Linked DNA regions of Mus musculus: regions 1 and 3 are each linked to region 2. The links are chromatin loops, found by intact Hi-C in ENCODE. Cell type or tissue: heart. All regions are shown on one strand. Region 1 overlaps Dmd (dystrophin, muscular dystrophy). Region 2 has its middle 32 kb from the start of Gm39523. Region 3 has its middle 78 kb from the start of Tab3.

Evidence for each region. Peaks named below come from ENCODE experiments on the same cell type or tissue, not always from the same donor. Only the 100,000 strongest peaks of a DNase experiment are listed, where the experiment ranks them.
Region 1: a loop joins it to region 2, with 5 times the contacts of the local background. A loop is called at or near these places in 3 of 42 quality-filtered maps.
Region 3: a loop joins it to region 2, with 11 times the contacts of the local background. A loop is called at or near these places in 23 of 42 quality-filtered maps.

What each region holds. Positions count from the first base shown.
Region 1 is chrX:83,997,390-84,005,389 of GRCm38, forward strand. The region is part of intron 43 of Dmd (dystrophin, muscular dystrophy); the gene reads left to right. Among named protein-coding and RNA genes, the nearest start is that of Gm46696, 120 kb to the left of the region's middle. In heart, a CTCF peak has its summit at 4,093 (motif pointing right); no DNase peak of the experiment used is centred here.
Region 2 is chrX:85,642,555-85,650,554 of GRCm38, forward strand. No RefSeq gene overlaps it. Among named protein-coding and RNA genes, the nearest start is that of Gm39523, 32 kb to the left of the region's middle. In heart, a CTCF peak has its summit at 4,066 (motif pointing left); no DNase peak of the experiment used is centred here.
Region 3 is chrX:85,492,415-85,500,414 of GRCm38, forward strand. No RefSeq gene overlaps it. Among named protein-coding and RNA genes, the nearest start is that of Tab3, 78 kb to the right of the region's middle. In heart, a CTCF peak has its summit at 4,722; no DNase peak of the experiment used is centred here.

The DNA.
Region 1 (8,000 bases), 1.6 Mb before region 2:
TACCCACCCATTCCCACTTTTTGGCCCTGGAGTTCCCCTGTACTGGGGCATATAAAGTTTGCAAGACCAATGGGCCTCTCTTTGCAGTGATGGCCGACTAGGCCATCTTCTGATACATATGCAGCTACAGTCAAGAGCTCTGGGGTACTGGTTAGTTCATATTGTTGTTCCACCTATAGGGTTGCAGATCCCTTTAGCTCCTTGGCTACTTTCTCTAGCTCCTCCATTGGGAGCCCTGTGATCCATCCATTAGCTGACTGTGAGCATCCACTTCTGTGTTTGCTAGGCCCCGGCATAGTCTCACAAGAGACAGCTATATCAGGGTCCTTTCAGCAAAATCTTGCTAGTGTATGCAATGGTGTCAGCGCTTGGAAGCTGATTATGGGATGGATCCCTGGATATGGCAGTCTCTAGATGGTCCATCCTTTCGTCTCAGCTCTAAACTTTGTCTCTGTAACTCCTTAAGTTTCTAAAGTAACTTCCATATATCCTTTCTCATTCATAGTTATATATTTTAGCTGTGCATTTGAAAGGTTTATGTGTGTATTGTTTATTTTATAATTTAATGATAGTATATAAATGTGACAATTATATAAATATGTATATGCATATTTATATATAGTCTTATGAACATTATTTTCATTGATTCCATACTTAATATAGTTCAACATCTTTATTATATAATTTAAAATTCTTTAAAAAACTTTGTGAATTGGAAATCATGCTATTTAGCAAATGTCAATTATAAAAACGATGGATTCAAATAACTTGCTGATATTTGCATGTCATTATAGCTGAGAGAGGGTGAATACATCTTCCTCTGGGGTGAGGCCCATGATTGGGTTTTCTTATCTTTTGTTGTGTTCTGTTTTGTTTATTTGAGACAGCATTTCTCTGTATAGCCCTGGCTGTCCTGGATCTCACTTTGTAGATCAGGCTGGCCTCGAACTCAGAAATCTGCATGTCTCTGTCTCTGAGTGCTGGGATTAAAGGCATGCACCACCACACCCTGCTATCATTGGGTTTTCTAATACCAAGCATTCAGTCCTCATAACATATACTTATAGGCATCACTAAGTGGACTTATCAAGCTGTATTTATGTGTTCAGTCATTTAAATTTAACAACAGTGGCTTTAAAGAGAAGACTATGCATATGGAATCTGGCAGAAATAGTACAAGGGATGAACTAGAGAAAGAAATAGGAACATTATGCAAATAAAATTTTAAAACATTTAAATATTAGCACATCAAATCATAAAACATGAAATTACTGATCTGTAGAACATGTTTCTGTTGAAGCATATAATAATACAAAATGAATGCTTGTCATTTGTATTAAAATCAATTATTTGGCTACTTTAATTCAATTTCTAAAAGTATAGGTTAACTACCTGTTTGGTATCTATTAAAGAAAATTAAAATGTCACTGATAAATTTTTCTGACGTAGAAAATATTAACTATAGTTTACTAGCAATAGCAACAACTCAAATCAAAGTTGGACAACTTATGTAAAGCAGAACAGATAAAAGATACTCGATTGAAAAGAGCAAAGTTTCAATTATACAAGATAATCTATGTAAATCTATTATTATCTAACACAATGCATATGAATATCAAGTATATAATGTATACCTGACATTATAAATGACTACCACAAACAACAACTGAAAAGATTGAGAAAAACCTTTGTCGGTGAGTGATATTTTTATGTTTTGGATTGTATTGATTTCACAAGTAGATATCATTAAGATACATATGTTAACTATGTAGAGGTTTTGTATGTCAACCTTTGACATACAAATAATGTGATTTTAAAGAGAATAATGAGAATACCATTATCAAAGCAAAAGATGTGTTAGGCTTGAACACAGAAAATATTAAGAATTTCTATTTGAGAATATGAAAAAAGATACAAATTGAGAGGGTATAACTCTAAGAAAATGTAGAAGAAAAAAAAACATTTTAGAACAGAGAATAATGTGAAGAACACCATTACATGGAAATCAAATGTAACTCTTTAGAATGTTCATAGGAAGTCTTGAGAAATTGAACGTGAGAATTGTCTATGAAGATGGCATGTATGATAAAATTTTACTTTACAAGAACTTCATATCATTTATGAGTCCTTTCCTTTGAAATATAAAATTATAATTCTCAGAAATAGAACTGACCTGTAACAATATTATTTGCACCTAACACAAGAGTCTACTCTAGGGGTCTGTTTCCTTGTCTTTCAATAGATGATGTTTGGTGACCTGAACGATACAAGAGACACAACATATCAACATATATTTTTGCTTTTTGAACCTGAGTAGAAGTATACAGCTCTGCTTCCCAAACTCTCATATGCAAAGTGGATATAATAGTACCTAGTCCAACATGTCTTTAAGGAAATTAGATACTTAAATCTGCAATTCCTACAAGTGTACTTTACAAGTCTATGGCCTAAACGTATTGCAGCAGTTCTTACCGTAAGCTTGAGACACGTATTCCATGTGTCACCTCGGAATAGAGATGAAGATATTATTTTGAAAGTCCTGACAAATTAAAGTTAGTTTTTAGAATCTGATATCTCCTATATCACATAATCTTCACTTGGTGTGCAATCTGAATAATGTGTAAATTAGAATGGTGTTAAAGCCTCATTTATAAGGAAGGACCCAGGAATCTATCAAGTTCTCAATGTATTTAGCCTAAATTCTTAGAAATTATAATTATTTGATCAGGGTTGCTGATTCAGTTTTTATAACTGATCTTTCAAAAAAACCTTAATATTATCATAGCATTAAAGCTCACTAATAGAAAACTATTTTTACTATCCTGGATATTTTTACAGAGTGCTAATTGTGCCAAATCGAGATGTTGAAGATGAATAATTTTTAGGCTAACATTAGCATATGCTCACATTATCCATTCTTTTGTCTGAAAATGAAATATACCCTAAATATTTTCCCAACATGATGGAACAGTCAAATATCACACTCTTTATACTTTTGTTGGTCTAAAAGAACTTTGGACTGTGGCAAAATTATTTATAAAAGAGCAAGAGAAATTTCCAGATGTCTAGAAACCAATAATATCAACGGCACTTTTTTCCTTGTTAAGCAATCAAGTCAATGGGAGATGAAAATAACGATCATTCAAAAATAAACATAAATAAAACATATGGATATTTATTAAGTATTTTGTAAACCAAAATAGTGTTTAATAATATTCTCCTAAAAATCTTTAATTATTTTATTTATTTACATTCCAGCCATCCTGGTCCCCCCACACACAATTTCACATCCCATTCCCCCTACCCCTTGTCTCCAAGAGGGTGCTCACACTCTCCCAACCTGGAAGATTCCCCTTCCCTGAGTCCTCTAATCTCCCCAGAATTAGATGCATCTTCTTCCACTGAGGCTAGACCAGGCAGTCTTCTCTCCTAAAATCTTAAGTATGCACATATTCATATAAGACTGGCAAAGAGCAAGCATACAAGCACTGAAAGTGATACAGTCATAAAGGAAGAGCAATCTCTCTCTCTCTCTCTCTCTCTCTCTCTCTCTCTCTTTCTCTCTCTCTCTCTCTCTCTCTCTCTCTCTCTCTCTTTCTCTCTCTCTCTCTCTCTCTCTCACACACACACACACACACACCTATGCATGTGTGTGCGCACAGAGAGAAAGAGAAAGAAGAAAGAGGAGGCGGAGGAGGAGGAGGAAGTTTTAGTGAAAGAACTTAATTTATATAATAAATAATTTATCTAATAAATTTATCTAAATAATTTATCTAATAAATTTATCTAATAAATAATAGTTTATCAGCGTATTCATAAAGCTATGAACTGTCTTTTTCATATACGTGTCTGAAAAGGGAAAGTCCTATGATACCCATCTACAAACACTTGCAAAGTTGTAAAAGTACAATAGAAATAAGGCTAAGATTTATTGCATTCTTAGTAATAACCTAAAGTATTTGTATGTCAATGGTGCTATCAGCACTTATCAGGTTTTATCATTATTATTTTTATGTTCTTTTCTGTGCACCGGTATTTTTCCTACGTTTCTGCTCACCTCTTGTGTGCCCAGTTCCCACAAAGGCCAGTAGAGGGCGCAAGATGTCCAGAGCCAGAGTTAATATGGTTGCGTGCTGTCCTGTAGTTGGAAATCACATTCATGTCCTCTGCAAGCGCACCAAGTGCCTTAAACTATTTCCCAAGTCCACTTAGCTATTATTTTTAAGTAACACTACTGAGTATGTATCGAATGCTTGATGTTGTTAATCTTGTTTTAGTCGGAAACACTGATTTGAAATCTTTAGTATTCATAAGTCCTCATATTTGTGTGACACCTGAGGTGGCTTGTGCAGCGTCTATTATTGTTTGTAGTATGTGATTCATTTCTCTAATTTTTCTATTAAATAACCATTTTGTGTTTTTATTAACAAGATCAACAATTTTCTAAAATAATATTATTTTTTTAAAAAATTATTTCCAGTGGGTTCTTGTAGTAATACATTCTATACCAAATTTGAATTGGTAAAAAAATAATTAGTGACTAAAATTGGTATTAATATAAACAATGGAGACATGATATTGTCATCCATAGGCTACAGAATATTTCTATCTTCTGTAAAACACCAATGAGTACAAGCAGCATTTTAAAAATTTTTCTGAGGTATTTAGACTCCAAAGAATGAAATGTAAAACACAAGCATTTATGGCTCCTAAACAGAAGATATAAATCTGTAAAAATCTCTTTGGAAGCTATTCATACATCCATAACTTTATAAAATACATTGAACACATGAAGGCCAAGAACAATGCTTACTAAGAAATCATGTTTTCCAGGTACGGTGGTACATGCCTAGCACTCCTAGAGGTAGAGACAGGAGGATCAGAAGTTCAAGACCATCCCTGACTACATAGTGAATTTGAGGACAGCAAGGGAAAAATGCGACCCTTTCTAAAAGGGGGAGGAGGGAGAGGAGGAAGAGCAATATAAACTATGACTTGGGTGGTCTCTTTCTTTCCTGGTAAAAATGTGACTTTGAATTGCTCTAAAAGCTAATGACATGGGATATCCAGAAATTGATTTGAATCAAGCCTGTTTCTGCTTCTGAAATAAATCAAACAAAAAGAAAGAAAAAAGAAAAAAAATCATGTTTTCAGGCTGGAGAGATGGCTCAGTGGTTAAGAGCACCGAATGCTCTTCCAGAGGTCCTGAGTTCAGTTCCCAGCAACCACAGGGTGGCTCACAACCATCTGTAATGGGATCTGGTGCTCTCTTCTAGTGTGTCTGAGGACAGCTACAGTGTATTCACATACATTAAAATAAATGAATAAATAAATGAATATTTTTTTAAAAAGAAGTCATCTTTTCCTATAGCATACTCGCTTTATTCTGCTAGATTTGTTGTCTACTTGGCGAAAGCAGCACTGTGAATGTGAATGTGCCAATAAGACATGGAGTAGTCATTGTGCTTTTCCTAAGAAGCTCAAACTGTATTCTGGGGAGATCTATTACTAAGAAAGAAAGTAAGTCATTGTTGAAAAGGCATTCTTAGATATACCTACATGTTCCAAATAAATGCAAGCTTTGCAAATTTTGTGATGCTCAACACTCCAGTGTAGCACAGACAGTTTACTTGCCCAGTGACCATATTGGGAGCAGAAAGTAAGTGTGGTGGTATAGTAATTACCTGCAGTAATAATCAACTAATAATAGGAAAGATGATCAGCTATATGTGAAAGCTGAGGTATCAGGGGCTCTCATAAAAGGCTATGGCAGTGGGTATAGAGGGTTTATTTAATATCAATTTTACTGTAAAGGCACATAGGAGAAAATATCATACAAAAGGAGAAACATAAAGGTTAACCTAAAATAATCTACATTACATATCATTAGCTGAAAATTAAAGATGTAGAGGAAAAAATAAGAACGTAATGACATACCAGTTTTGTGATTCACAAAGGATGTCCAGGAATGAATAGCTCACACAGGTAAAAGCATGTTTGACTTTAAGCTGGTCATACTGCACACAACATGTTTGATAACTACCCCAGGACTAGGTAGTTCTCCTCGGATCATCCTTGCCCACTTATGTAGCCTATCACTTCTCAAAAATTCCAAGGGCACAGGCAATTACGTCAGTTTTGCTTGTAATTTTCTGGTACAGATGTCTCAGTCTCAAGTGATGCTTCTGTGACCCTTCCATTACCATCTTTCAAGAAAGAAAGTGAACAAGCCACAACCCCATCTGATGATTAGGCCCAGAAAAATTCCTGAAGATGGTCACAGTTTGGCTCAAAAAATAGTCCTATACAACAGGACAGACTTGGAACATGTGTCTTAGTCCTGTAGATCAAAGGTTGTTTAATTCCTACCCAGAGTTTGTATCCTGGGTCACCACATATTTCTAAAAATAAAGTTTTATTGACATCCACCCACACCATTTACTTACATTGAGTCTAACACTGGATTTGAGTTATAACTGAATATCTGTACAACATAAAAGTTTATGAGTAGTATAAAGCTTAAAATATTTATTTCTTGAAGCCTTAATAGATATTTTCCAAACCCTACTGAAAAGTTTAGTTGAACCTTTCTCAAGTGAATGGGATGCTTCAGAGAAACCTGTACGTCATTTTAGGCAAATTATAGCTGTCTCACTTAAAAAATGGTAAAAGTGTATTTAGTGACTGAATTGACTTCATCAAATTTCAAAAGCTGTCCAACTTTTAAAAATACTTCATATTAAAATAAATGAAAAGTTATTATAAGCAGCGAGTGCAGGAGCATCAGAATTAATAAACTTCAACAGTGAAGAAAACAATAAAAACCTTAAGAATGGTTTTCTAAACTTTGTTGGTATAAAAATTGTGAGAAACTTAAAAGCAGTAATCCAAAATCATTTGTAGCCTGAGAACCAGGCTCACAACCTAGAGAGGATTAAGGATCCATAAAATAAACAGTGTGTTACAGAATAAAATGTCAATCTAGAGCTGTAAAATTACAAGGATTGGCTATATTGAAAACAGTAAAACTGAATGAAAAGCTCTCACTTTCTAACACTGTGTTGGCTTAGTTCTTGCTTTGCTCCATAAATATTTCAAATTATGAAATTTTCATTGACTGTGAAAGTGTAACTACTGAGTGGGGTTTGGAAGTGGGACAAGTATTTTTCACTGTAAACATATTTACTTTTTCACTGCATGCTCATTATTTTTTACACAGTGAATGCCTTACCTAAAAAATTAAAACTGTAATTCAGGCTTACCAAAATATGTGTACATTATTTTTGTAATATCCATATACAAAAATGAAATCTTAAAATTTTATAGGAACCTAAATGAGAAATGGCAAATTGTCTTAGTCAGGGTTTCTATTCCTGCACAAACATCATGACCAAGAAGCAAGTTGGGGAGGAAAGGGTTTATTCGGCTTACACTTCCATACTGCTGTTCATCACCAAAGGAAGTCAGGACTGGAACTCAAGCAGGTCAGGAAGCAGGAGCTGATGCAGAGGCCATGGAGAGATGTTCTTCATTGGCTTGCCTCACCTGGCTTGCTCAGCCTGCTTTCTTATAGAACCAAGACTACCAGCCCTGAGATGGTCCCACCCACAAGGGGCCTTTCCCCCTTGATCACTAATTGAGAAAATGCCTTACAATTGCATCTCATGGAGGCATTTCCTCAACTGAAGCTCCTTTCTCTGTGATAACTCCAGCTGTGTCAAGTTGACACAAAACTAGCCAGTACAATTGACCCCTTGTCAACTTGACACAGAAAAACATCACTAGTAAGCCTCAACCCTTACAATCTTATTCATCCCCATTCTAAATAACTTTAAAAGTCCCACAGTCTTTACATATTCTTAAATTTTCAATCTCTTTAAAATATCCATCTCTTTTAAAATTCAAAGTCTTTTTACAATTAAAAGTCTCTTAACTGTGGGCTCCACTAAAACAGTTTCTTCCTTCAAGAGGGAAAATATCAGGGCACAGTCACAATCAAA
Region 2 (8,000 bases):
GGCTTTGTGACCCTCCTACTAGCTACATGGGAGCCTGTCCTCTGTTTGTCTTTGGAACAAGATGTAGAACTCTCAGTTCCTCCTGCATCATGCATGCCCAGATGCTGCCATATTCCTGCCATGATAACAGACTGAACCTCTGAACCTGTAAGCCCGCCCCAATTAAATGGTGTTCTTTTAAGAGTTGCCTTGGTCATGGTGTCTCTACACATCAATGGAAGCCCTAACTAAGACAAGGAGCAACTATTTTTAAATGTCTATTGTTTGCCAAAAGCAATTTCTGAAATGGAATTATATAAGCTACATTTTTTTCTGATTGTAAGGCATTAAATGTAAAATTACTAAAATAAACAAATAGGTAAATAAGTAAAAGAATAAATGAATAAAGCCACCCCAAAACTCACAGAGCTCTTAAGAATGCTTAATTCAAACATGAAGTAAAATGAAAAAGTCCTTTTGTTCAAGCAAATCCACAAAGACTTTAATAAAGACAGCATCTCAAATTACAAAGAAAATTTTCTACTGTCAGAAAACAAGACATATCAAGAACACCAAGCCATGGAGTTAGTTAAGAGAAGGCAAATGCTGTGTCTCCCGAGAGGCTGTCTCCTGAGAGGCTATGCCAGTGCCTGGAAAATACAGAAGTAGATGCTTACAGTCATCCATTGGACAGAGCATAGGGTCCCAATGGAGGAGCTAGAGGAAGGACCCAAGGTGCTGAAGGGGTTTGCAGCCCCATAGGAAGAACAACAATATGAACTAAGCAGTACGCTCAGAGCTCTCTAGGATTAAACCACCAATCAAAGAAAACACATGGTGGGACTCATGGCTCTAGCTGCATATGCAGCAGGAGGATGGCCTAGGCAGTCATCAATGGGAGGAGAGCCCCTTAGTCCTGTGAAGGTTCTATGTCCCAGTATAGGGGAATGCCAGGGCCAGGAAATGGGAATGGGTGAGTTGGGGAGCAGGGGGAGGGGGAAGGGGATAGGGGATTTTAGGAGGGGAAACTAGGAAAGGGGATAGTATTTGAAATGTAAAGAAAGAAAATAATAAAAAAAGAAAAAAAAGACGGCAAATGTTGCATTCTTTCTAGGTTTCTCCACATCTGTAGCAGACTAAGTTGCACAAATAATTCAGAGCTGAAAATGATGTCTCTTGTGAGAGGTACATTCCCAGTTTTATGTCTCTTATGCCTTCTGTAAGGTAAAGAACACTGCCAATAAGACAAAAAGGCAACCAACAGATTGGGGAAAGACCTTTGCCAATCCTTCCTCCGATAGAGGGCTAATATCCAATATAAGGAACTCAAGAAGTTAGATTCCAGAGAAACAGATAACTCTATTAAAAAATGGGCAACAGAGCTAAAGTGAGAATTCTCAACTGAGGAAATTCAAAGGGCTGAGAAACACCTAAAGAAATGTTCAACATCCTTAGTCATCAGGGAAATGCAAATCAAAACAACCCTGAGATTCCACCTCACACCAGTCAGAATGGCTAAGATCAACAACTCAGGTGACAGCAGATGCTGGTGAGGATGTGGAGAAAGAGGAACACTCCTCCATTGTTGGTGGGATTGCAAGCTGGTACAACCACTCTGGAAATCAGTTTGGCGGTTCCTCAGAAAATTGGGCATAGTACTACCTGAGGACCTGGATATATCACTCCTGGGCATATACTCAGAAGATACATCAACATGGAATAAGGACACATGCTCTACTATGTTCATAGCAGCCATGTTTATAATAGCCAAAAGCTGGAAAAAACCCAGACGTCCCTCAGCAGAGGGATGGATAAAAAAAATGTGGTACATTTACACAATGGAGTACTACTCAGCTATTAAAAACAATGACTTCATGAAAATCGCAGGCAAATGGATGGAACTTGAGAATATCATCCTGAGTGAGGTGACTCAGTCACAAAGGAGCAAACACAGTATGTACTCACTGATAAGTGGGTATTAGTCCAAAAGTTGAGAATACCCAAGATTCAATTCACAGACCATATGAAGACTAAGAAGGAAGAAGAGCAAAATGTGAATGCTTCAGTGCTTCTTAGAAGGGGAACAACATATTCATAGGAGGAAATACGGAGACAAAGTGTGGAGCAGAGACTGAAGGAAAGGCCGTCCAGAGACTGCCCCACCTGAGGATCCATCCCATATACAGTCACCAAACCCAGATGTTATTGTGGGTGCTGGGAAGTGCTTGCTGATGGAAGCCTGAAAAATGGCTTCCTGAGAGGCTCTGTCAGAGCCTGACAAATACAGAAGCAGTCAACCTTTGGACTGAGCTCGGGTGTCCCTGGATGGAGGAAGTAGAGAAGAGACTGAAGGAGCTGAGGGGGGTTGCAGCCCCATGGAGGAACAATATTGTCAACAGGCCAGGTCCCTCGGAACTCCCGGGGACTAGAGCGACCCATGGCACTGGCCACATATGTGGCAGAGGATAGCCTTTTCAGACATCAGTGGGAGGAGAGGCCCGTGGGCCTGAGGGTGTTCAATGCCCCAGTGTAAGGGAATGCCAGGTTGGGAAGATGGGAGTGGGTGGGTGGGAAGCACCCTCATAGAGGCAGGGGGAGGGGGTATGGGATAGGGGGTTTCCGAAGGGGAGACCGGGAAAGGGGAAAACATTTGAAATGTAAATAAAGAAAATGTCCAATAAAAAATATGCCTCTTTGCAAATAATGAGATGGTAATGGAGAAAAGGACAGCTCAACTGTGTGCTGAGCAAACGCTGTATAATGTGGCCAGAGTCGCGAATCTTCATAGGCCGGGGAGTTAATTCTTCATGAGTGAAACAAGTCCCTGAGCTGGTTTGTCACACACAGGTAAACAGACTGGCTTCAAACTCACAGTCCTCCCATCTAACTCTCACAACTGACAGTATTTGCTTTGAATCAATACCTAGTAGTGAGATGGTATGCTGATATGATAGTTACATTTTTAATTCCTTATGGAGCTGCCATATTGTTTTCCGCTCCGACTCTACTTACATTCCTCCCGACAGTGCGCAGGGCTTTCTTTTTCCCACATTGCCTAAAGTCAGAATGAAAGATGGCTGCCTTCACCACTGCCATCCAGCATGGCACAGGCAATGCCAGCTGAAACGATTGAGAAATAAAAAGTACTCATATTGGAAAAGAAGTAAAACTACTTTGGATCAGGTCCAAGAAGGCAGAGTAAGATGCTCCAGCAACTGACTTTCAGCAGGAAAAAGAAAACAAAACAAACCGTGAACAGCCGAGTGTACCAAGCTGTCATCCAAAGAACTAAGAAAATGTGTAGTGTTTGCTTTTCTATACTATAGTAAGAAAAGCTGCAGTGCAGAAGGCAAACTACAAAGGCTTTCTTCAGCTATACCTTCCTCAACTCCAAGCTGTGCCTTCTATCGAGAGATGCCTTTCTTTTGGAGAAAGTGCAGGGACTAAGTCCATACCTTAGACAGGAAAACCAATACCAGGCCATCTGTGGTGGAACTCCACACCAGACCATCCACTGGGGTCATGGGCCTGATCCTCTGAATTCTCCTTAGATGGTCAAGAGTCTGCTACGATCACTCTTCTCCTCAAGCTCTAGCAGTAGAATAGGGACTAAGAATCTGCTGTCAAATGAGGCAGAAGAGTGAACTCAGAAGTTTGCCTTAGAGCTCAATGGTGAGTCTTCTGCAGTGAGGGCCAGCAACAGGCTAGGCCCAAACACAAACTCATGTGACCTCTATTTGCACCAGGCAGACATATGTACTATAATAGAATGGTCCCTCGTTTTAGCATGTGTCACTGCCTGCCATTGGAGCTACACAGATGAGGGTGGTTCCAACTCACTATGTAGACCCTTGGAAATGTTACCAGCAAGACGAGGCCTGAGCATAGGCCAATGACTGTGGATGAGGCATCTGGGCCTGTATTGGATTGAAGTGTAGGCCTACAGAGATGAACTATTCACTTTAGGTACACTAGATCGTGCTGAATGACAGATCATCTGCAGATTCGGAGCTAATGTAGACTTGGTGCTTGAAAGAGCAACATAGACACAGCTGCTATGAGGTGAATTTGGTCTTAGAGCGCCATCTAGTGCTTACAAAGAAATGTCTATCTATTCAGAGAAAATGAGCTGAAGGCTTGGAATTTCTAGGATAGCTACAAACAAAGCCTCATTACAAAAACTGGAATAAATGTTGACTTGATCATGGTGCAGATGATGACGTTGCAAGCCGATAAGCATCCCGCTCTCAATAACTCAGTGGAAATGATGTACAAAATAAGGCACAAGAAGCTGATTGTATAATGACCAATATCTGAAAGATCAAGATAGCTTTTAGCTTTTTAAAGAAAACTCAATGTGAGAGAGATAGAGACAGAGAGCGAGAGCTGACTATCATGGTGGTTCAGTTTTTATTAAAATATAATTCCATCATTTTCTTTGTTCCCTCCAAACCCTCCCACATCTCTTCCCTCAACCCTTTAAATAGAATGACTAGGCTTCTGTTAAATGGACGTTGTATTGAATTGACTTCTAACAACTTATAGTTAGACCATCAGCTAATGCATCTCTTAAGCCTCCTCAGAATAACCTATTTGCAGGAGATGGTACGTCATACGGAGAGCCACAAGTGATCAAGGTTCAGAGAAAAAGAGGACCGAGTGCTTAGCCCTAACTGGTATCTGTTCCACATCCCACATCCCTTCCTTCCAAGTCTCAGAGATCATTGTGGAAAAGGGATTTGTCAGAAAACTGGAAGAGCCAGAGGCTGTGGATGGCAGTGTTTGAACTCACAGTGATTATGACGGCTTGCACAAGACCCAAGCTCAAGCAAGACAAAAGTTTAGCACGGAGAGGGGAGGTTATTGTCAGTAGCAAAGATATGTAATACACTGTCCATTGATGGAAAATAGAGATATTGTGATACACATAAATACACAGAAATAATGTTATTCAGCTATAATAAGAAGGAAATCCTACCTTGTGTGACAACAGTGCATGATAACTCTTATAGCGTTATTATAGAGAATCCTAAAGAGTCAAGTGTGTAGCTTGGATGTGGAGTGCTTATAGCATGCACAAGGTCATGGGGTTGGATTTACAGCACCAAAGGGAAAAAGTCAAACATAGTCACTAACTAGTGTGGCGATTAGTATTGGCTAAGGGAATGAGGAAATGAAGAACTGAGGGTTTGAAAAGTGCCAAGTAGCATGAGATGTGTGTGAGTTTAATATTCAGCATGTAATTTATAGCTCACAATTCTCTTATACACATAAAACTTAAGAGATGAGAAACCTGTGGATAAGATGAGGTATATGGATGGCCTTGATGGTAATGATGATTTTCAAGTGCATATTCATCCCCAAACTCTCATCAAGATTAAATATGCATAGGTGTTTAGGTACCAATCACATGTCATCAAAGTGCTTTCCAAAGTAAGATACTAGAAAACTTACTTCTGGAGGACACTCTAACCAGGGAAACAGGCAGCCTAACTGCATATCTTCATGCCTCCCTCAACTCCTTCAAATCTAATCCCCCAGTCTCATCCACATCCACAGCTCTGTAGTAGACCTTGTGCCTCTATTCCTAGGGGACTAAGCAGATCCAGGTAGAACACCCTCACGTGGATTTCCTCAGCTTGCCAAGCTCATTTCCATCCTATACCCAGACACTTATTTTACCTGGAGCCCCCAGTGTCAGTACCTATCAGAATCCCAAAACAATTTCCTATCAGGAAATACATAGCTACCACACTCTCCTAAGAACCAGAGAGGACATCATAAACCAACGAACAAAACACTCACCCGACAGAGACAAGATCATAACTAGAATTATAATCTCCCCAATGCCAGATGCCTAGATGTCAGTATAAAAGCACAATAACAGCCAGAAATATATGTCTCCACTACAGATCAGCAACTCTACAACAGTAGACCCTGGGAATTTCAACATAGCAGAAGCACAAGATAAAGATCTTAAATAGCCTTCATGAATATAATAGAGGCCTGTCTTAGTTAGGGTTTCACTGCTGTGAACAGACATCATGACCCAGGCAAGTCTTATAAAGGACAACATTTAATTGGGGCTGGCTTATAGGTTCAGAGGTTCAGTCCATTATCATCAAGGGAGGAACATGGCTGCATCCAGGCAGGCATGGTGCAAGAGGAGCTGAGAGTTCTACATCTTCATCTGAAGGCTGCTAGCAGAATCCTGACTTCCAGGCAGCTAGGGTGAGGGTTTTAAAGCCCATACCCACAGTGACACACCTATTCCAACAGGGCCACCCTTTCTAATAGTGCTACTCCCTGGTCCGAGCATATGCAAGCCATCACAAAGTCTTTAAAGAGGAAATGAATAAATCCCTTAAAGAAATATATGAAAACACAAACATGGGAGGGAATGAATAAAGTGGAAATAGAATCAATAAAGTAACGCCAAACTGAAGGAAATTTGGAAAGGAAAGATTTAGGAATTTAAACAGAAATCATAGAAGGAAGCCTCACCAACAGAATACAAGATATGGAAGAGAGAATCTCAGGCATTGAAGAAACATTAGAAAAAATGGATATCTTTTCTTTAATATATTTTTATTATTAAAAAATATATAATATATAATATAATAATATAAACCTATTAGAATTATAATTTATGTTTTAATGAAGACTAAAACTGCAAACGAGCCTGGACAGATTGCTGCAGACTCTAATAGACCATAAATGTCAGCCCAGACTATAATAACCAGTAAATCTTTCAATCAAAATAGATGAAGAAAATGAGATGTTCCATGATAAAAACCAAATTTAACTAAAATCTATCTACAACTCCAGCTTTACTGGAGAAACACTTAAAGAAATGTTCAACAGCCTTAGCCATTAGGGAAAAGCAAATCAAAACTATTTGAGATTTCATCCTTAAGCTGTCACAGTGTCTAAAACAAGAAGTAAGAGAAAAGAAAGGAAAAGAAAAGAGAAAAGAAAGAAAAAGAAATGAAAAGAGAAAAGAAAGGAAAAGAAATGAAAAGAGAAAAGAAAAGGAAAGGAAAGGAAAGGAAAGGAAAGAAAAGAAAAGAAAAGAAAAGAAAAGAAAAGAAAAGAAAAGAAAAGAAAAGAAAAGAAGCGAGAAGAAAATTAAAAAAAAAAGAAGACTGGCAGCACATGCTGGTGAGTATGTGGAGGAATAAAGGGACTCTCATCCATTGCTGGTGGAAGTGCAAACTTGTACAGCCACTATGGAAAGCAGCAGGGCATTTCCTTCGAAAGATAGGAATCTATTTACCTGAAGACCCAGCGATACCATTTGTCTTAGTTAGGGTTACTATTGCTGTGGTAAAATACCATTACCAAAAAGCAACTTGGGGAGTAAAGGGTTTATTCAGACCCTACTTCCATATTGCTGTTGGAGGAAGTCAGAACAGGAGTTCAAGCAGGGCAGGAACCTAGAGGCAGAAGCTGATACAGAGGCAATGGTGGGATGCTGCTTAATGGCTTGCTCCCTATGGCTTATTTAGCCTGCTTTCTTATAGAACAAAGGACCACCAACTCAGGGATAGCAGCACCACCTATACTCTGCTAAGCCCTCCCCCATTGATCACTAATTAAGAAAATACAGGTTTGCCTACACACACACACACACACACACACACACACACATTCTTAAAGGGGAACAGAGCCCCAATTGGCCATTTCTTGTCACCAAATAAAGTTTCTAGTACTGGGAATGGGTTACATCTAAGTAAATTGTTGGCCAAAGGGGTCCCATGGAAACCTGGAACCAACCCAGGCTATTGCCAAAACTATAGGTTGCTCTCCACAAAGTGAAGACGAGGTCTAATTGCTGAACACATCTACATAACCCACAGAACATGGAGAAGTCAAGTTGGTGCCTAACTAGAGCCTTTTCATACCTACTGACTAGTGTTCATGGTACAGGAAGACACACTGTATGCTACCAAAGAAGAAATATGAATCCCAACCCAGCCACAAACCCTTTGATCTACAATGGTGTCCTGCCTGCAAGATAT
Region 3 (8,000 bases), 150 kb before region 2:
AATGATGAAAGCATCCTCCTCCCTGTATAGAAAGTGCTATGCTCATGAAGAGGAATATGTCACAGACCATTAACACTTGAGAGCAGACGAGGGACCTTATGCTGCAAAGGTTAGGTTATTCAAAATAACCAAAAATTAAAGTGACACAAATGAATAGTTGAAGTAATACTCTTATAGACCCAATAAAGTAGACCATACATTTCGAGAGACCTCATCCTGGAGTTGGTGTGTTGCTCAGAGTAGACGAGGTTAGATTGGGTTGATTAGATTGAATTGTTGAAAGACACAGTGCTAGCACTTGACTTGATAGGAAGTTCTTTTTATTTTCTTTTTTAATTAGATGTTTTTTATTTACATTTCAAATATTATCCCCTTTCCTAGTTTCCCCTCCAAAAACACCCTACCCCCTCACAACTTCCCTGCTCCCCAACCCACCAACTCCCACCCTGGCATTCCCCTATAATGGGGCATAGAACCTTCACAAGATCAAGGGCCTCTCCTCCCATTGATGACCGACTAGGCCATCCTCTGCTACATATGCAGATAGAGCCACATGTCCCCCATGTGTTTTCTTTGATTAGTGGTTTAGTTCAAGGGAGCTCTGGGGGTACTGGTTAGTTCATATTGATGTTCCTCCAATGGGACTGCAAACCCCTTTAGCTCCTTGGGTACTTTTTCTAGTTCCTTCATTGGGGACCCTGTGCTTCATCCAATGGATGGCTGTATTTGTCAGGCACTGGGAGAGCCCCTCAGGAGACAGCTTCATCAGGCTCCTGTCATCTAGCTCTTGTTGGCATCTGCAATAATGTCTGGGTTTAATGGTTGTTTATGGGATGGATCCTCAAGTGGGGCAGTCTCTGGATAGTCATTCCTTCAGTCTCTGATCCAAACTTTGTCTCTGTAACTCCTTCCATGGGTACTTTGTTCCACCTTCTAAGAAGGATCGAAGTATCCAAACTTTGGTCTTCCTTCTTGAGTTTTATGTGTTTTGCAAATTTTATCTTGGGTATTCTGAGATTATGGGCTAATATCCACTTATCAGTGAGTGCATATCATGTGTGTTCTTTTGTGATTGTGTTACCTCACTTAGGATGACATCCTCCAGATCCATCCATTTGTCTAAGACTTTCATAAATTCATTGTTTTTAATAGCTGAGTAGTACTCCATTGTGTAAATGTACCACATTTTCTGTATACATTCCTCTGTTGAGGTACATCTGTGTTCTTTCCAGCTTCTGGCTATTATAAATAAGGCTACTATGAACATAGTAGAGCATGTGTCCTTATTACAAGTTGGAGCATCTTCTGGGTATATGCCCAGTAGTGGTATTGCTGGATCCTCCAGTAGTGCCATGTCCAATTTTCTGAGGAACCGCCAAACTGATTTCCAAAGTGGTTGTACCAGCTTGCAATCCAAACAGCAATGGAGGAGTGTTCCTCTTTCTCCACATCCTCACCAGCATCTGCTGTCACCTGAATTTTTGATCTTTACCATTCTGACTGGTGTGAAGTGGAATCTCAGGGTTGTTTTGATTTGCATTCCCCTGATGATTAAGGATGTTGAACATTTTTTCAGGTGCTTCACAGCCATTTGGTATTCCTCAGTTGAGAATTCTTTGTTTAGCTCTGTACCCCATTTTTAATAGGGTTATTTGGTTTTCTGGAGTCGAACTTCTTGAGTTCTTCATATATATTGGATATTAGCCCTCTATCAGATTTAGGATTGGTAAAGATCTTTTCCCAATCTGTTGGTTGAGAAAATGACAATCTCACCTGAGTTCCAGGGTCAGACACTTCCTGGAGGCAAGCTCTCCTCTGGCAGGGAAGGTGCACAGATGATAGGTAGTTCTTAAATTATTGTTCGTACAGTTTGCTTGTTTGTTTTTGTTTGTTTGTTTGTTTGTTTGTTTGTTTGAAATAAAAATGAAAGACATAATCATGAAATTAAGACCCCAAATCTTTAGGGTTCTGACTTCATCTTAGAGAACTAAGTTGAACTCAAATTAACAGGCTGGTACCAAGCACTAGTTTCCAGGCTAACCCTACCACTGCAACAAAACCTGTGTCTAACACCAGCTTCCAGGCTACCCTCCCCCAACAAAACCTGTGTCTAGCACAGTTCCCTGGTTATTCCCCAATAAATCTGCACCCGCAGGTTACAAGCCTGCCCTCACACTTCACTTCCTAACAACCACCAATCAGTTGGTTAAGTTAAGTTAAACAGAAGTTAGTTTTATGGTTTTTTGTCTCTCAGCACCAGCCAAGTATGTTAAAGGACATAATGACCCCCAGTCAGATGTGTAACAGGCTAGATACTCCCTTCTTGCATCTATAAATGCTTGTCTAAAACTTAGGTAGAAGTTCCTTCCCATCTCTGGCATCAGAAATAGTGGTATGGCGCAAGCTCAAGCTTGAATAAAGAGACCCTAATGCAATTGCATCAGATTTGGTTCCTTGGTGGTCTTTTGGGGTTTCACAAATGTTTTCTGGCACAACAAAAGTACCATATGATCTAGCAATTGTATTCTGAGTATTACCCAAAATAACTAACTCAAACACCAGTGTTCTAAGCAAAAATTCACAAATAGGCAAAGAAGGAAACAAACCATCCTTTGACAGATTGGTAAATAAACATGATATATACATACAATGATATATATTAGCCTTAAAGGGTAATGAAATTATTTTTTATCTTTTTCTTTGTTTTAAATTATCTTTAATTTTTTCAATCTAGTCATTATCCCCCTCCCAGTTTGCCCTTTGACAGTTCCTCATCCCATTCCTCCTCCATTGTCTCCAATAGGATGTCCCCACACAACCCTCACCCCACCCAACCTCCCTACTCCCTGGGGCCTCAAGTCTCTTGAGGGTTAGGTTCATCTTCTCCCACTAAACCCAGACCAGGCAGTCCTCTGCTGTATATGTGTTGGGGGCCTTGTATCAGCTAATGTATGCTGCTTGGTTGGTAGTTCAGTGTCTGAGAGATCTTGGAGGTCCAGGCTAGTTGAGACTGCTGGTCTTCCTATGGGATCACCCTCCTCCTCAGCTTCTTCCAGCCTTTCTCTAATTCAACCACAGAGGTCCCCAGCTTCTGTCCATTGTTTGGGTATAAGTATCTGCATCTGACTCTTTCAGCTGTTTGTTGGGCCCCTCAGAGGACAGCCATGCTAGGCCCCTGTCTGTAAGCACAACAATACTGTCAGGCCTTGGAGCCTCCCCTTGAGATGGATCCAAAGTTGGACAGGTCACTGAACCACCTTTTCCCTCAATATCTTCTCGATTTTTGTCCCTGAGGTTCTTTTAGACAGGAACAATTCTGAGTCAGAGTTTTTGACTATGGGATTGGAACCCCATTCCTCCACTTTATGTCTTGTCTTTCTGCTGGAGGTAGGCTCTACAAGTTCCTTCTTCTCACTATTAGGTAATTGATTTAAGGTCCCTCGCTTTGATTCGTGAGCGTTTCTCACCTCCCAGGTCTCTGGTGCAACCACTCTGGAAATCAATCTGAAGGTTCCTCAGAAAATTGGAAATAGATCTATTTGAAGACCCAGCTATACCACTCTTGGGTATATACCCTACCATGCCACAGGGGTATGTGTTCTATTATGCTCATAGTATCCTTATTTGTGATATCCAGAAGCTGGAAACAACCCAGATGTCCCACAACAGAAGAATGGATACAGAAAATGTGGTTCATTTACACAATGGAATACAACTCAGCTATTAATAATGAGGACATCATGAGTTTTGAAGGCAAATGGATGGAACTAGACATTATCATCCTGAGTGAGGAAACTCAGACCCAAAAGGATATGCATGGTATGTACTCACTAATATGTGAATATTAGCCCCAAAGATATAGAATATTCAGGATACAATCCACAGAACTCAAGAATGTTAATAAGCTGAAGGGCCCAAGTGAGAATACTTCATTTCCACTTGGGAGAGAGAAGAAAGCAATCACGGGGACAGAAGAGAGGGGACTGGGTGGTAGAAAGAACAGGGAGGGGAAAAGGAGAACATGATCAGGTTTTGGGGAGAAACAGGAGTGAATCCCTTAAGACCAGCAGAAAGAAAGGAAACAGGCAACCTCAAAAGGTATGAGTGGGGGGGGGGACCCTCTAGAATGTACCTGAGACCTGGGAATGGAATTCTGATATGTGCTTCAGCACAGATGAACATTGAAAGTTTATGCCAAATGAAACAAGCCAGGCCAAAAGGAAAAATACATGATTCCAATTACATGTGGTTCATAGAATAGACAAATTAATAGAAAGGCAAGTAAAATAAAAATTACCATGGCTATAAAGAGAGAGTGGTAAGGAAAAGATTATTGTTTAATAATATTGTTTTTATATGTGTGTATACATATACATATTGTTATATATGTGTATATATACATATATGTGTACACATAATTTGTTATATATAAATTATTTATTCATAATAAAAATGAGAAAATAATGAGGGACACAGCTTACTAGTAGAGAAATTATCATTTAAAGGCTAGTTAAATATTCCAATAAGGGGAAGTCAAATTAGCCTTCAGCTTGGTATTGCATAGATGCAACAAGCATGCAAATTAGGAGGAAGAGAGTAGAAGATGGGCATATTCCAAGATGCAGGGAACAGTGAACATGGGCAGAGTCATGAAAGTGTATGGTTAGAATATTTAAACCAGGATACTCTGAATATTTCCTTGCATCTCCTGCTTTCCCCTGATGGGGGCACTGATGTTTTCCCTTTGGAACAGTTTTGGGTAATTGCTGGTTGTGTTCTACTTCCCAGGCCTGGAGTACCTGTTTAAATGTGAGACAGCATAACCGTCAGTCACTGTAAATGAGTAATATACACATGCTACCTTTTACAAGGACAGTCATCTACAAAAATCTATCTGTATACTGTAAATATACATAGGCAGGCTGTATCTCTGAAATGTTGGTGAATATGTTTTCTCCCTCTGTAATCCACCCCCACGCCCAAGCTCTGTTTCCCCTTGTTCAAACAGATAGGCAGGCAAGCTTGCACAGGCAGATTCAAAGGAGAGATTAGACAGGTGACTGTTTTAGATCTTTATGAAAATTAGGCTTGATTTTCTTCCCCTTTGAGTTACAACATTTTGAGCATTTAAAAATCAATAACAGATGGTTCTGAACTGTAGGAATAACACTTGTTTATTGTTTGTGTGTTGTTTTACCTTTGTATTCCATGACCAAGCCAATTCTAAGCAATACCTAGGAGTGGGTTATTATCTGTAGTTTCTGGTGGTGTGCTGAAGAGAGAATTTCTTTCCACCTCTGATCTGCCCTGGATCAGGAACTGCTTGAACTCCTCAGATCACAGGGATGTGTTGACCACCCACAACACTCAAGCCCCATAGGTATGTCTGTGCTTGCCTCTAAAAGAAGGAGATGGTCTGATCGTTTTTTTTTGTTTTTTTTTTTTTTTTATGGCTTGTCCTGGGGGCAGAAATGAAAAGCTGAAAAACCAGCTAAAAATGCCCTTCATGCCTTTCTAGTAACTGCATTAAGCAGGAAGTGAACTTAAGTACTGGGCACATATTTTTTTAAAAACCAGATCAGGCTGATGTGATGGCCTGGTCAGTAAAGGGCTCACTGAATGAAAATGAAGACCTGAGTTTGGTCTCCAGCACTCACGTAAAATGCCAGGCATAGTGATGGTGACGTAGCACATGCCTGTAATTCCACACCTGAGGATAGAGCCTGGGGATAGAGAGACAGGAGGATCTCTGGCTCTTGGTGGCTAGTCATTCCAGCCAAACTGATAAGCTCCCGGCTCATTGTTTCAAAACAGAAGGTGGAAACTGAGGAGCTCATTTATCTCTGACCTTTACATACACGTGCGTGCTCTGACCTTTACATACACGTGCTCATACACACACACACACACACACACACACACACACACACACACACACGAGTGCGCGCACACACACAATGAGGAAGAAGAAAAAAGGGAGGGTTGCAAGGATAGTAATCAGATCATTTTCTGTCCAAGTAATCAAAATCAGTACCTCCAGTAAAGAGTGAGCACACTTGATGTCCCCCTGCCCCAGATAATCACTGTAAGTAGAATATGCCTCACTGCGTTGCTCTAAAGTGAAAATATAAAGTGCATGTTTTTACATGTATTCTTTCTAAAAACAGATATACATCGATCCAGTGAGATGAGAAGGAAGAACCAGGGAAAGAGGGGAGTTTGATCACAAACAACAAAAGGTAGAGAGAGAGAAAACAGAAGACCTTTGAGCAATTGGGATAATGATTGCTGTGAGCTGAGAATATGATTAACTGAACTCCAACATGAAGTGCACTAGTGTATAGAAGTCTCTGCAGACACCACCAGAGAAGCTACTACAAACAGGACCTTCCTGATTCTTTCCCACCCTATCCTACCATCAGCCTCATTCAAAAGCATTCTTACTCTTTAGCACCAGTGTAATTTAGCAGTTGCTTACCTCTCCAATCATCCTGCCTTGGTCTTTGCAGTCCAGTAATCCAGAAAAGACTCTGTTCCACATCTTTAATCACCCTGTGCCTCATGTCTGGAATATTCTTGATCTTTCTTTGCGTGGCCAACTTCTTTTACTCATTTCAACTCAGCTTAATCCTGTCACTTCAAGAAACTCACCTCTGATTTCTCTCCCTGTGTCCAATTTATCTACCAACTCTTAATAATATGGGGATATTTAGTCAGGTGACATGTCACTAAAATCAATGGTGTGTGTGTGTGTGTGTGTGTGTGTGTGGTTTTTAAACTCTCCAGCACAAGGAATGGGCTTTTGCTGTTTGTACCTTGGTGTCTGTCAATATCTTCCTTATGATTCTGTGGGTTCTCAAGTGTACTAGGGCTTACCTGGAACTAGAAATGTTATTTGTGCATTCATTCACTTACATAAGACTCTCTTCAAGAAAGACACAAGGCAACACTTAAGAGCTAAGTGTGGATGCTTCCATCTTACTTAGAAGGGGTAAAAATAATCACAGGAGGTAGAAGGAAGGAGGAACATGGGAGGGTAGGGAAAAGGGGGGGGCAGGATCAGGTATGGGGAGAAACAAGAGAGAAGTACAGAGAGTCAGGAAAATGAGTAGAAATATGTAGCAGTAGGGGATGGGAACTTGGGGTAGCCACTAGAAAGTCCCAGACTCCAGGGAAGGGAAAGGTTCCCAGGATCCAATGGGGATGACATTAGCCAAAATACCCAACAGAGGGAAGACAGAACCTGTAGAGACCATTTCCAGTAGATAGAAATGGCCCCCAGTGGAGAGATGGAGCAACCTATCCATCTCAAAAATTTTAACCCAGAACTGTTTCTGTCTAAAGGAAACACAAGGACAAAAAAGTGGAGCAGAGACTGAAGGAAAGAGCAGACACTGCCCCACCTTGAGATCCATCCCATCTGCAAACACCAAACCTCAACACTATTGCTGATGCCAAGAAGTGCTTGCTGACAGGAGCCTGGTATAGCTGTCTCCTGAGAGGCTCTGCCAGCACCTGACCAATACAGATGCAGACATTCACAGCCAAGCATTGGACTGAGCCAATGGACTCCAATGAAAGAGTTAAGGGAAGAACTGAAAGATCTAAAGGGGTTTGCAACCTCATAGGTCGAACAATATCAGCTAAGCAGAAAACCCAGAGCTCCCAGGGACTAAACCACCAACCAAAGAGTACACATGGATGGGTCCGTGGCCTGCCTTATCTGGCATCAGTGGGAGGGAGGCCCTTGGTCTTGTGGAGGCTTGTTGCCCCAGAATAGGGAGATGCTAGAGCAGAGAGGTGGGAGTGGGTGAGTGGGTGGGGGATCACGCTCATAGAAGCAGGGGAGGGCGGTGGGATAGGGGGGTTGCAGAGGGGAGATCGGGAAGGGGAACAACATTTGAAGTGTAAATAAATAAAATAGTCAAAAAGCCAACCAAACCAAACCAAACCAAACAAACAAACACTAGCCACAGCAATCCTCTATGGCCATAGAAGTC